2 separate regions of the Mus musculus genome follow, and region 2 is linked to region 1. Evidence: chromatin loops called from intact Hi-C (ENCODE). Cell type or tissue: left cerebral cortex. All regions are shown on one strand. Each heading gives the region's core, and the rest is flanking DNA. Links, peaks and the distances in the headings are about the cores only. Region 1 has its middle 10 kb from the start of Gm35109. Region 2 holds the start of Dusp22 (dual specificity phosphatase 22).

Region 1 (5,378 bases), core at 102-5,101:
CAGGAGAGGTAAGCTAGTAAGCAGTGATGCCCATGGTTTCTGCTTCCTTGGGTTTCTGACCTGACCTCTCTCAGTGACACCCTTTAGTTGGAAGTGTAAAATGAAAGAAACCCTTTCCTTTCCAACTCGCTTCTTGGTCATGGTGCTTAGTCACAGCAACAAAAAGAAAACAAGAACACTCCATGGGACCACAGGTGCGTGCTTGGATAGAGAAAGCATTATAGGGGGAGACCAGAGACATTTGGATCACTTCTTCATGTAACTTACTTGTGCCTATAGGATCTGCTCATGCCTGATCATGTATGTACCACTTTCATTTGATGAGAGATTTATTTCTAGACATGTCCAGATTTAAACCACAGCAGGTCAGATAACACCCAGCTCATGATGGGCAGTTCAGGTTGCATAGTATCGTTATGAAGAATTGCTAACTGAAAACAAAAACTCCCCGCCACTTTAACATCCCTGCCTCCTTCAGAAATGTTTAAACTGGTTGGGAGTGAACACGTTTTGTAGGCACAGCTGTTAACAAAACTCTTAGACTAAACCCAAGGTAGCCATCATAATAGGCTGCTGTAGTCTACATCAACAGCCCTGATCCCACCAACCAGATTCTTGATACCCTCCCCCAGCAGATCTGGGAGCAAGCCGGCAAGGTCTATCAGAATGTAGACCCTGAGCCACTTACCCTTTTTATTGATTTAGTGGTGTTCATACTTTGTTCTTGGATATGCTGCAGAAAGCGAATCTGATTACATTGGATACTTGCACTGGAATAACCCTGAGAAGAAAAGATATTTTAGAACAGGAGGCTACTTGAGGAATACACAGTCTTCTTGTCATACAATTATAAATGTAAGAACCACTGCTCTAGAACATTCACAGTCATAAGGATTCCCACAACTCTACCTTAGCCACTGAGGCATGAGGCGAGGACTTTGAGAACCTTCGAGGAGCCCATCATTCCTAAGTACACTCACTATCTTCTCAGTCTTGAGTGGCTGTGACACCTGGCAGATCTGCTGTCTAGAAGATACTAGAATCCCAAGAGTCAAGCATGAGACCATGACTCTGTATATAGTGTTTGGTCCTTGCAAAACCTCTGGGACTGTGAGAAGTCATAATTATACTTCATTACTCACACCAGTTTGACAGTTAGCTGTGAGTCATTTGTAATGAAAAACTTTTTGAGAAATTCCTAGAGGAAGAACATAGAAGCCAAGTTCCTAGATCAGGCATACACTTTCCCTTAAACAGACAAATTCACCTATCCTCCGCTTGCAAAGCAGGACAACAACAGCTTCACCACGGTTCATGTACTAGACGTTTCTAAAGCCCTCCTGCTGGTGAGACTGGGTGCTGAGAAGAGCGGCACTGTCCTCTCCGTGAAACTGGCCAGTTGACCCCCTGTGGTACAACCTGACTGTATCTCAGGTTCTGCGTTAGACTCTTCAGGTAACCTGCGCCCATAAGTCTTCACAACAACGCTAAGGAAGATGGCATTTTTCATTCCACGCTCAGAAGAGGAAGGAGAGGTTCAGAGAGGATGTATTTGAGCTGAAGCAAGAGTTGGTGTAATTTTAAGTACAGCACAACTGGGCATCAGCTGGATGCGGACAAGGTGCCCAGCAAGTGTGAACACCCTAGAAGTGCACATGAAGCCATGTGATGCACAGAGGGGAAAGGCACTTCCAGAAAATCTTCCCCACGTTTATTGGTGGGGAATTGGTGCTTGGTAAAGTACAAGAGTCTTTCTCTCTCTACAGGGCAAAAAAATACTGCCCCAATGTGGGCACGTCTCAACCTACGAGGCAAGGAAAGCGGATAACGATGATGTCGACCCCAGACGGAAGCCACTGGGGTCTGATTCTCAGGAGTCTGAGCAGATAAAGGTTTTGGTTCCTTCCTCACTTGGCTGCTCTGCTCAGAAGGGACACCTTGGCCAGCCTGACTCCAGATTGCTTCCTAAATGGCGCAGGCTGTTTGGATGCACCCTCTCATGGTTCTGCAAGGCCTGCCATGTGAGAAGCACCGTTGGCTGATGGCTTTGTTATCGGTGACTCAGGCTGTCACAAATTGTTGAATCTGTGAAGTGTCAGCATCTCACCAGCGGAGCTATTTCCAGAAATCACTCAGATCCTTCATCGCCGAACGTCTTGCATGTGAACATCTTGACAGCCTTTGCGAAAATAGGCTCAGGGAAGGAGGGCTGAGTCATACTGGAAGCCTGATTCAGACCTTACTGTCCGGGTCAGCAGACCACTGCCTTCCTCATGCACCCAGAAGGTGGCAGAGTGGCCACTGTTACTCAGGACTTGCTACCGACTGCATTCCCACCCCATATCTCAGAGGCTGAAAACAAATTGGTTCTCTGAAAAGTGTCACACGGAAACCCCCTGGCACTGATTCTTAGCTCTGCTGACCACCTGGTGGAATCTGATAAGGCACTGAATGGCGCTGATTGAGCGGCACTGATTTCTGGGTTTTGAAAGTGTAGCATCCCGAATATCAAATACACACGTGGGTAATAAGAATATTGAACTCCCTCACTGTGAAACTCCTTGGAGTATGTGGTGTTCCTCACAACTCTTTGCTAACATATTTTTTCAACTATGTGCTAGATTATTTAAAATATCATGTGAATGCTTGTTTTGTGCCGAGTACTGTATCATGTTCATAGTCACTCTTAATGCCAACTTAAATATCAATGCCATTGGGCAGTATTACCATCTCTACTGTAGAGATTAGGAGGTAAAGAGGAGGTAGAAACAGGAAGACACAGACCAAAGCTGAGTACACTTTAATCCAGGAATCTCTGAAATAATATATTTTAGTCTTTAGTCAACTATACATGATAATGGTGTTTATTATGGAATTTTCATATGTGTTTATTCTTATCTTACTCATTCTGGTACTTTACCTGCAGTTTTACTTTTAAAAAGTTTCGGCTGTTGTGGCCTATGAACACTAAGTAGAAAATTCTAGAAGTAAGCAATTGACTTAAATAAGTTTTGCTAGAGTATGTTATTATTTTCCTGTTTCTCTGTTCTTATTATCACTCCCTTGTGTCTAATGGGTAAGTTAAGATTTTGTAACTATATATATAGGGTCCCGTGCCATCTGTAACTTCAGGCATCCACTAGGGATCTTAAGATGTACTTCCACAAATAAGGGAGGACCCTGTATACCCTAGCAGGCCCACTTGATCTTGGCTTCTTCCTTCCATGGCTGCATCACCTCTCCCCCCCCCTCCACCGCTCCCACTTAGGCAAAACCCAAAAAATAAAAAACCCAAAACATCAAACCTAGTCCCCACATCTCTGCTTCAGGTGCTGGCCATGAACGTCTGCACATGTTACTTTAACTCTGAGGACAGCTCCTGTTCTCTCAGGCCAGAGCAACAGCACCTAGTCTGGAGAGGGCACCCATTCTACCCTTCTGGGATCCAGAGCACATGCTGATGGAAAGGACCCAGACATTTGCATGTTTCCTGGTTCTTTTCTCGTCCTCTAAGACCTACTGTCATGATGCTGAGTGCCCTGGCCATGCAGTGCCCACCCAAGGAAACACAGCTTCCATAGGAAAGTAGTAACTTGGGGAAAACTCAGGAGGCAGAGAAAGCAAAGTGGCGAGGGAAAAGCTTACCAGGTATTCAGCGTCTGTGGTTCATTACAAAGCCCCATAGCTGGGACATAACTTCCTCTGTGGGCATTTCAGGATGAGACAACTCAGTTTTGTGGTACTCAGAGCCTGGTACTGCTGACATGCAGAGCTAGAGTCTCAGAAAAGCTCTGGAAGGGATGGATGCCTGACTTACTGTGGCATGACTCTCAGAGAGGAAAGCGTCTCCAAGAAAATCATCATCAAGAGACCCCCCCTCCCCAACACACATACACACATGAGGGTTTTTTGGCGCTTTTTTGTTCTTATTGTTCATTAGGTAATAGTTGCTATTTACTCTAAAACCATAGATTTGCACCATGGGAGGAATGTTTGCTCCTGGGCTGTGATAGTGTGCATTGTGATGAGGCTTCTTGGGGTAACAGGGAGCTACCTCCAAGGGCGACACACAGGATGGTATTGATGTTGCAATCCTTTTCCTCAGATTTCTTCACTTTGATCCTTTATGTCCCTTGTAACCAAATATTGAGTGTTTTGTCTGTCTGTCTGTCTGTCTGTCTGTCTGTCTGTCTGTTGGTCTGTTTGAAGCAGCAGTCATTCTACAGACTTGTGCTGCAGGAATGCCCATCTCAGTCAAGGGGTTTGAGATTCTACAACCCAAGACCCTTGAAGTTTTTCCTCTAGCCCTGAAGCATTCTATGTGCTCAAGATGTGTGTGTCAACCGCCACTACACCATCTGTCTATCTTTCTATGTATTGTCTATCTATCCCTCCCTCCCTCCCTTCCTTCCTTCCTTCCTTCCCTCCCTCCCTCCCTCCCTCCCTCCCTCCCTTCCTTCCTTCCTTCCTTCCTTCCTTCCTTCTTCCTTTCTGGCTAGAAGTAACATTTAAAAACATGGCTCAAAATACAGGGGCATTCTATTTACTTAATAGGTCTCAAGAAAGCCAGACATCATATTTCACAGTGACAGTGAGAACTGACTCTTTCTGTCGTGGTTTAATGTGGAAGTCAGTGGCTCTGATCTGGCCTTTCTCCTTTGGTATCCATCTCCCTTTTTAGGGAGGAGAGTATTTCTGAGTCACTTCAAGATAACTTCCTTTTGTATCATCGGTCAGCACAAGATGACACATTCTCTTCTAGACCAGCCCCTGGGAGAAGAATGGCTTTTATGTTTTGTTTCAGCCAACGATACCCGAACATAATCAGGTTCCTCGGGGAATAAAGATGGTGGGTGGGAAATGCAGCCAAGAGTCTGAGCAGTGAAGAAGGGATGGGAAAGGAAAGGAGGCAATTGGAATGGCAGGAAGAAGTAAGGAAAGCAAGAAAGACACAAACCAAACAGCAACAGCAGACTACAGCGTGTAAATATTTTAAAATGCAATATGCTTTACAACAAACCTCGTGTAAGGTCATGCTCATTTATTACCTATTCTAGCTTAATAGTTGTCAAACTTTTTGAGGTAAAATTTTATTTAAAAAAAAAGCTTTTTTTTTTCATTCTTTTGATTAGATTTTTTTTTTTTTGCTTTTTTTGTTTTTGTTTTTTGTTTGTTTGTTTGGCTTGTCTACTAATCCTTTTTGGTCTCTGTTGGAAAATGGTCTTCACCCTTCTGGACTGAGGAGACATACTTTCTTTAGCTATTTGTATAAGCCAGAATAGAATTAAAATAAACTGCCCCTGGAAACTTTGATTTTTTTTCAAAGGAGTGGTTTCTCTTTCCCTCAATGTGTGAAGACCTTGGTGAACCCCAGAGTT
Region 2 (5,378 bases), core at 245-5,244, 56 kb after region 1:
GGCAGGAATGCTAACTCTGACTGTCAGGGGACAGGAATGAGGAATTCGTCATCTAAAGTATAATAGTAATAATATTAACAATAACAGCAACAGAAGCATAGGCACAGAGAGAAGTATTCCAAATAGATGGCAGATGAAAAAACATGATTTGCGCTTGTGATTTACGGGTGTAGACCAACCTATAAACAAATTGTGCTTGGAGAAGTCCACCTTTCTATTGAAAACAACAGCCTAAAGAGAAGGAAGAGGAATAAACACTGGCCAGTTGCTTTTAAACACATCATCTAGTGATCGTGTAAGGAGGCAAATGCTGAGAAAGTGACTCATCTGGTCCATGATCTTTCTAGGAGTTGGGGATAGAAGCTGACCATGGGATTTCCCTACTAGAGTCCCTTAACTATGCTGATTCTAAGCAGCAGGCATAATTGCATAATGACACTATGGTACAGAGGGGAGGGGGTAGGTTTCCCATGTGATTAGGAGGAAGAGGATGAGAGGGTGATAGTGCAGGACCAGTCCTGTAAAGAGGAGGAGCAGAAGTAGACCAGAATCTCATCCCCCAGGGAGGAAACAATGCAAGTGCACACTGAGGGAGGGAAGGGAAGGTGGGGGGAGTGCCTTGTATTGCCCAGGACACGAGTGTACAGGGAGAGCAACCATACTAGACAGAGTCAAGCTCTTCCCAAATATTTATTAGCACTCTAAATTTTTAAATACTTTTCTTCACATTTTTTGTTTACTATTTATTTTTATTTATCTATTAGGGTGTGTGTGTGTGTGCACTCATAACTATGGTCAGAGGACAACTTACAAAACTTGGTTCTCTCTTTCCACTGTGTGGTTGTCAGGGACAAAATTCAGGTCATCTGGCTTGGCAGTGAGTAACTTTCCCAGCTAGGCCAGCTCAACAGCAGTTCTTTTTTTCTGGCTGGCTTGCTTGTTTGTTTGTTTGTTTGTTTTTAGAACCTCCCCACTGGTTTCTCAGCCAAGATCCCCATTAATTATTTTGGCATATGTTTAGTCTATGTTATGCTAGCTTCTGCCCCAGAAGACATATGACTAAGTAGTGAATAAGACAGAAAGACCTCTTTCAGGAAGTTATTAGCTTATGAGATAGGTCAATATTAAGCAATTAAGTATAATTTCTGATCCTAAGTGTATGAAAAAAATATGACACAGTAATGTCATAGGTACCTGGAGTATATCTTATAAACTGGATGCTTTAGTTGAGAGAAGAATCTATGGGGAGATGACCTTTGTACTAAGACCTCAAAAAAGCTATGCAAAGAATTGGGCGTTGAGATGTCAGTAACACAGGACCCTGTGTAAGATCAAGCCTAGGATGTCTAAGAAAAAACAGAGCAGCCCCTGGGGCTGATTCCAGGAAGGGGGAGGGTGATCTAAGGCCAGCAGAATTGGGCTTGAAACATGGCATTATCTTCATTCAACAAGTACTGGCATCTACTGGGTGTAGGGCGTTGTCAAGAATACAAAATGGAAATGAGAAACCTTTAGTTCAGTGGTTCTCAATCTTCCTAATGCTGTGACTCTTTAATATGGCTACTCATAACTTGGTGACCCCCAACCATAAAATTATTTTCATAACTGTAATTATTTTCATAACTGTAATTTTGCTACTGTTTTAAATAGTAATGTTAAGTATCTGTGTTTTCTGAGGGTCTTGGGTTACCCAAGTGAAAGGGATGTTCAAACCCCCAGGTCTTAGTGCCTATAAAGGAAATTAAAATTTTACCAAGGATAAGCCAGGCACGGTGGTGCACACCTTTAATCCCAGGTGCACACCTTTAATCCCAGCACTCGGGAGGCAGAGGCAGGTGGATTTCTGAGTTCGAGGCCAGCCTGGTCTACAAAGTGAGTTCCAGGACAGCCAGGGCCAGGGCTACACAGATGTCTCGGGGAAAAAAAAATTACCAAGGATGATAGATGGCCCACATGCTAGAATGCATGCACACGCTAGACAAAACCGCAGTGCAGGTACGTGGGGGCTTTCTGGGGGTAGTCATTGCAACACACTGCCCTGAAAAAGACCATTTAGAGACAGTTGGGTTCCTCTCCTCGACCAGGGTCACGTCTCTGCAGAGGTGAGTCACCTAGCCCACCTTTCCCAGAGCATGCTCCTTCTCGGTCTGAGTTGGGTGGGGCAGGGCCCACAGGAATCCCCCGCCTTGTTGGCTCAGAAAACCCAGACAGGGGAGCCCCTCTAACAGGGGAGTCAAGGCCTGAGACACTGCCCGTAACTGGCACCAGGGAGCCCCAGGGGAAACCGCCTTTAGGGACTTGGGGACCCCCCTACCGCTGCGCCTGCCTCCGTCCACCCCACCCCCCACCCGGCGCGCGTGCGCAAACTGCAGGGTTGTAGGCTGGGGCTCATGCGCGAGCACGAGCGCGTGCGCGCTGGGCGTCCGGCCGCGGGGGCGAGGGCCGCTGTCCCCGACGTCCGCACGGCCGGACAGTAATGCCGCGTCCCGGGTGGAGCGCGCAGCGAGCGCCGCCCTGGCGCCGCCTCCCGCTGCCCCGCCCGCCTGCCCGCCCGGCTGCGCGCCCGGTCTCCTCCCGCGAGCGCGGAGCGGCGAGCCCGGCGCGGCCATGGGGAGTGGGATGAGCCAGGTAACGTCCGGTCCCGGCCGCACCCTCTTTTCTGCAGCCTCCGCAGCCCTGACCCGCACAGCGTGCCCCTTTGAGAGCGGGGGACCCATGCTGGAGCTGGTCTGTCTCCCTCCCCTGAGACCGGGCCCCTTGACGTCTGCCACCCACAGCATTGGTGAACCGGGCCAGATGGGCGGCTTCTGTAATTTCCTCTTTTCCCCAGATTTGTGTGCGCGTGCACAGATAAGCCACTCTGGTGGGGGAAGTTCACGGAAACCCTAGAACTGACATGGCTTTCGGTGTCTGGAGCTGGTTGACCCTGGGTTGTGGGGCTTCCTTAGGGCAACCTGTTGGCTGGCTGTTGTGGCCGCAAGGCCTTCTAGAAACTCTTTCTTTGCCCCTGTGGTGGCCCAAACCTTCTGGGCCGGTTTTCTCACCCCTACCCCCTAGATTGAGGATGATCTGGCGGTGACAGTCCTCCGGGTTCTATTTGTGTCAGTCTCAAGGTTAAGGAACTTGCTGGTTCAAAGAGAAATCTTACTAAGGCTCTGGATGCCCAGGACTAAGACAAGTACTTCTACAAGTATTTTAAATGGTCCTGGGTTTGGTTAGCTTCTGGTGTTACCCCCCATCTTGTCTCCACTTACTTTATCCATCATGTTTATAGGTTCTAACGGTGTGGCTCGCTTTCTCCCCTTCTTTCTTCACCCTTTCACATTTGTCTCTGCTTTGTGGCGAGGGGCTCTGCAGTGGTTTAGTTACTTCCATGGGAATGATTATTGAGGCAGAGATCCAAGACCGAGGAGGGAACGAACATGTCTTTGATGGAAGCCTGCATGCTCCTTGCACAGTCTCCATGTTTTTGTGCGTTGTGACTTTTGTGTGTTGGTGACTAGGATTTTATTATTTTATTATTATTATTATATTATTATTATTATTATTATTATTTTCGCCAGTGATCAAATTTGAAACAAACTCCCTCTCATGAATATATGCTTGTATTATGTTCCCATTAGCACAGGGATCAGTCATCGCTCTGAGCTTTCTGCTTTTAAAATTAGACCGGTTGAAGATGTCCGCCTGGGGCTGACAGACTCTGCTTGCTTTCCCTTGACATTTCTAGTTGGCGCCACTGTTTACTGTCCCTTTCTGCATTTGGTTTCTAGTATTTTATATTCTAATTGAAAGAATGGGTTTAGGTATACAAGTGATTGATTGCCTAAGGGATATTCTTTTCATACTTCTCAGCGAAGGTGGCAGTATTCATATCCACATTGTGCTATTTACTTCTTATAGTAGATTCCTTGACTATTTTATTATCATAACCAGCTTGTACAGACACAGTTTCTAGTGTAGAGATGGAAAACTATACGGACAGAGAAATGTAGATGTTCAGTGGTTCAATACTTACAGTCTGTACTGAATATATGTTAGGTGTAGTGCTTTTGGGAACAGAGGGAGGAAAGCCAGCAGAAAGGACCAAGAAGTCTGTTACAGACCTCCTCAATGTAGGACACTGCTTGTTCAGTACAAATATAATGTGAACCAGATACATCATTTACATTTTCCTAGTGAAATTTCTTTGAAGAGTTAGAACAGATGATCACCATGTAAAGAATATTATTAAACTGAGAATATTTAAAGTATTTTAACACGCAACCAATAAATAAATTATTTATGCAATACCTTTTTTTTTTTTCCCTGTGGAGTCTTAAATTCTCATTAGGTACTTGCTACATTTTAAATGCTCAAAAACCAACCATTGGCTAACAGGCGCTGCCTACCCCAGATTACTATGTCCCCATACCCGTGTATGGGATGGATGGGGCTAGGGGAGTTTATCAGGCTCTAAAGATAACTTCTAGTGTGTAAGCAAAGTAGATGTCATCCCAAAGGAGGGTAATCTTCAGCCCAGGCAAAAGCTCCCTGGTAGAGTAAACATCTTAATCTGAGATCAGAAGGTATCACCGGAATTACAAGACAAGGAAGCAGCGAGGTAAATTACTGGATGCTGGTAACCAAGAGCCTTACCCAGAGGTCTCTAATGTGTTATTGTCTGACCTGGAGCAGGGTTTCTGTTTTTCCCTAGTTGGGAAAAGAAAAGGAAAAAAAAATGTAGTTTTTTGTTGTTGTTTTGTTTTGTTTTTTGTTTTTTGTGGTTTTTTTTTTGTTTTGTTTTGTTTTTTCGAGACAGGGTTTCTCTGTATAGCCCTGGCTGTCCTGGAACTCACTTTGTAGACCAGGCTGGCCTTGAACTCAGAAATCCACCTGCCTCTGCCTCTCGAGTGCTGGGATTAAAGGTGTGTGCCACCACACCCGGCAAAAAACAATGTACTTACCGAATCAAGAGAAGATGCTAGTGATGGAGATGTGATTCTAAGATTACAGGCAAATTGTGTGATGCCTTGGAATTTAAGAGTGTCATTTGGGGACAGGAAATAAGGACCTCAGGCTCTGATATCTTCTCCTCCAGACATTGCCAGTATTGTTTAGCTCATGAGCATTCTCCTGACTAGTCGGGTGGTCTCTTCCTACCCTGTGCCTTTCCTGGCAGACAAGGATATTGTCCTGGCATTTAGTGGGAGGCCTACTCTCCCTTCAGCTGGGATTTTCCACGAGAAGCCCTCTGTTGCTAAGAGGGCAGGGATATCAAAAAGTCCAGTTTTCGCTTCCTGGATTCATAGATGCTTAAAACTAAAAGACCTTCAGTGGTTAGCATAATCCAGTCTCCGTTTTCTCTCTCAGATGTGTAAAACAATGCCTCTCCCAGT

The links. Peaks named below come from ENCODE experiments on the same cell type or tissue, not always from the same donor. Only the 100,000 strongest peaks of a DNase experiment are listed, where the experiment ranks them.
Region 2: a loop joins it to region 1, with 4 times the contacts of the local background. A loop is called at or near these places in 9 of 42 quality-filtered maps.

What each region holds. Positions count from the first base shown.
Region 1 is chr13:30,601,896-30,607,273 of GRCm38, forward strand. No RefSeq gene overlaps it. Among named protein-coding and RNA genes, the nearest start is that of Gm35109, 10 kb to the right of the region's middle. In left cerebral cortex, for the core only: a CTCF peak has its summit at 2,274 (motif pointing right); DNase peaks (open chromatin) are centred at 1,114 and 2,104; H3K27ac peaks cover 342 bases.
Region 2 is chr13:30,657,519-30,662,896 of GRCm38, forward strand. Dusp22 (dual specificity phosphatase 22) reads left to right here and starts at 2,541. Exons shown (of 7, transcript NM_001037955.4): 1 at 2,541-2,628. The coding sequence starts at 2,608. Gm35158 (a long non-coding RNA gene) reads right to left here and starts at 2,525. Exons shown (of 3, transcript XR_382157.3): 1 at 1,933-2,525. In left cerebral cortex, for the core only: no CTCF peak of the experiment used is centred there; DNase peaks (open chromatin) are centred at 899, 1,424, 2,474, 2,757 and 2 more places; H3K4me3 peaks cover 2,695 bases; H3K27ac peaks cover 3,836 bases.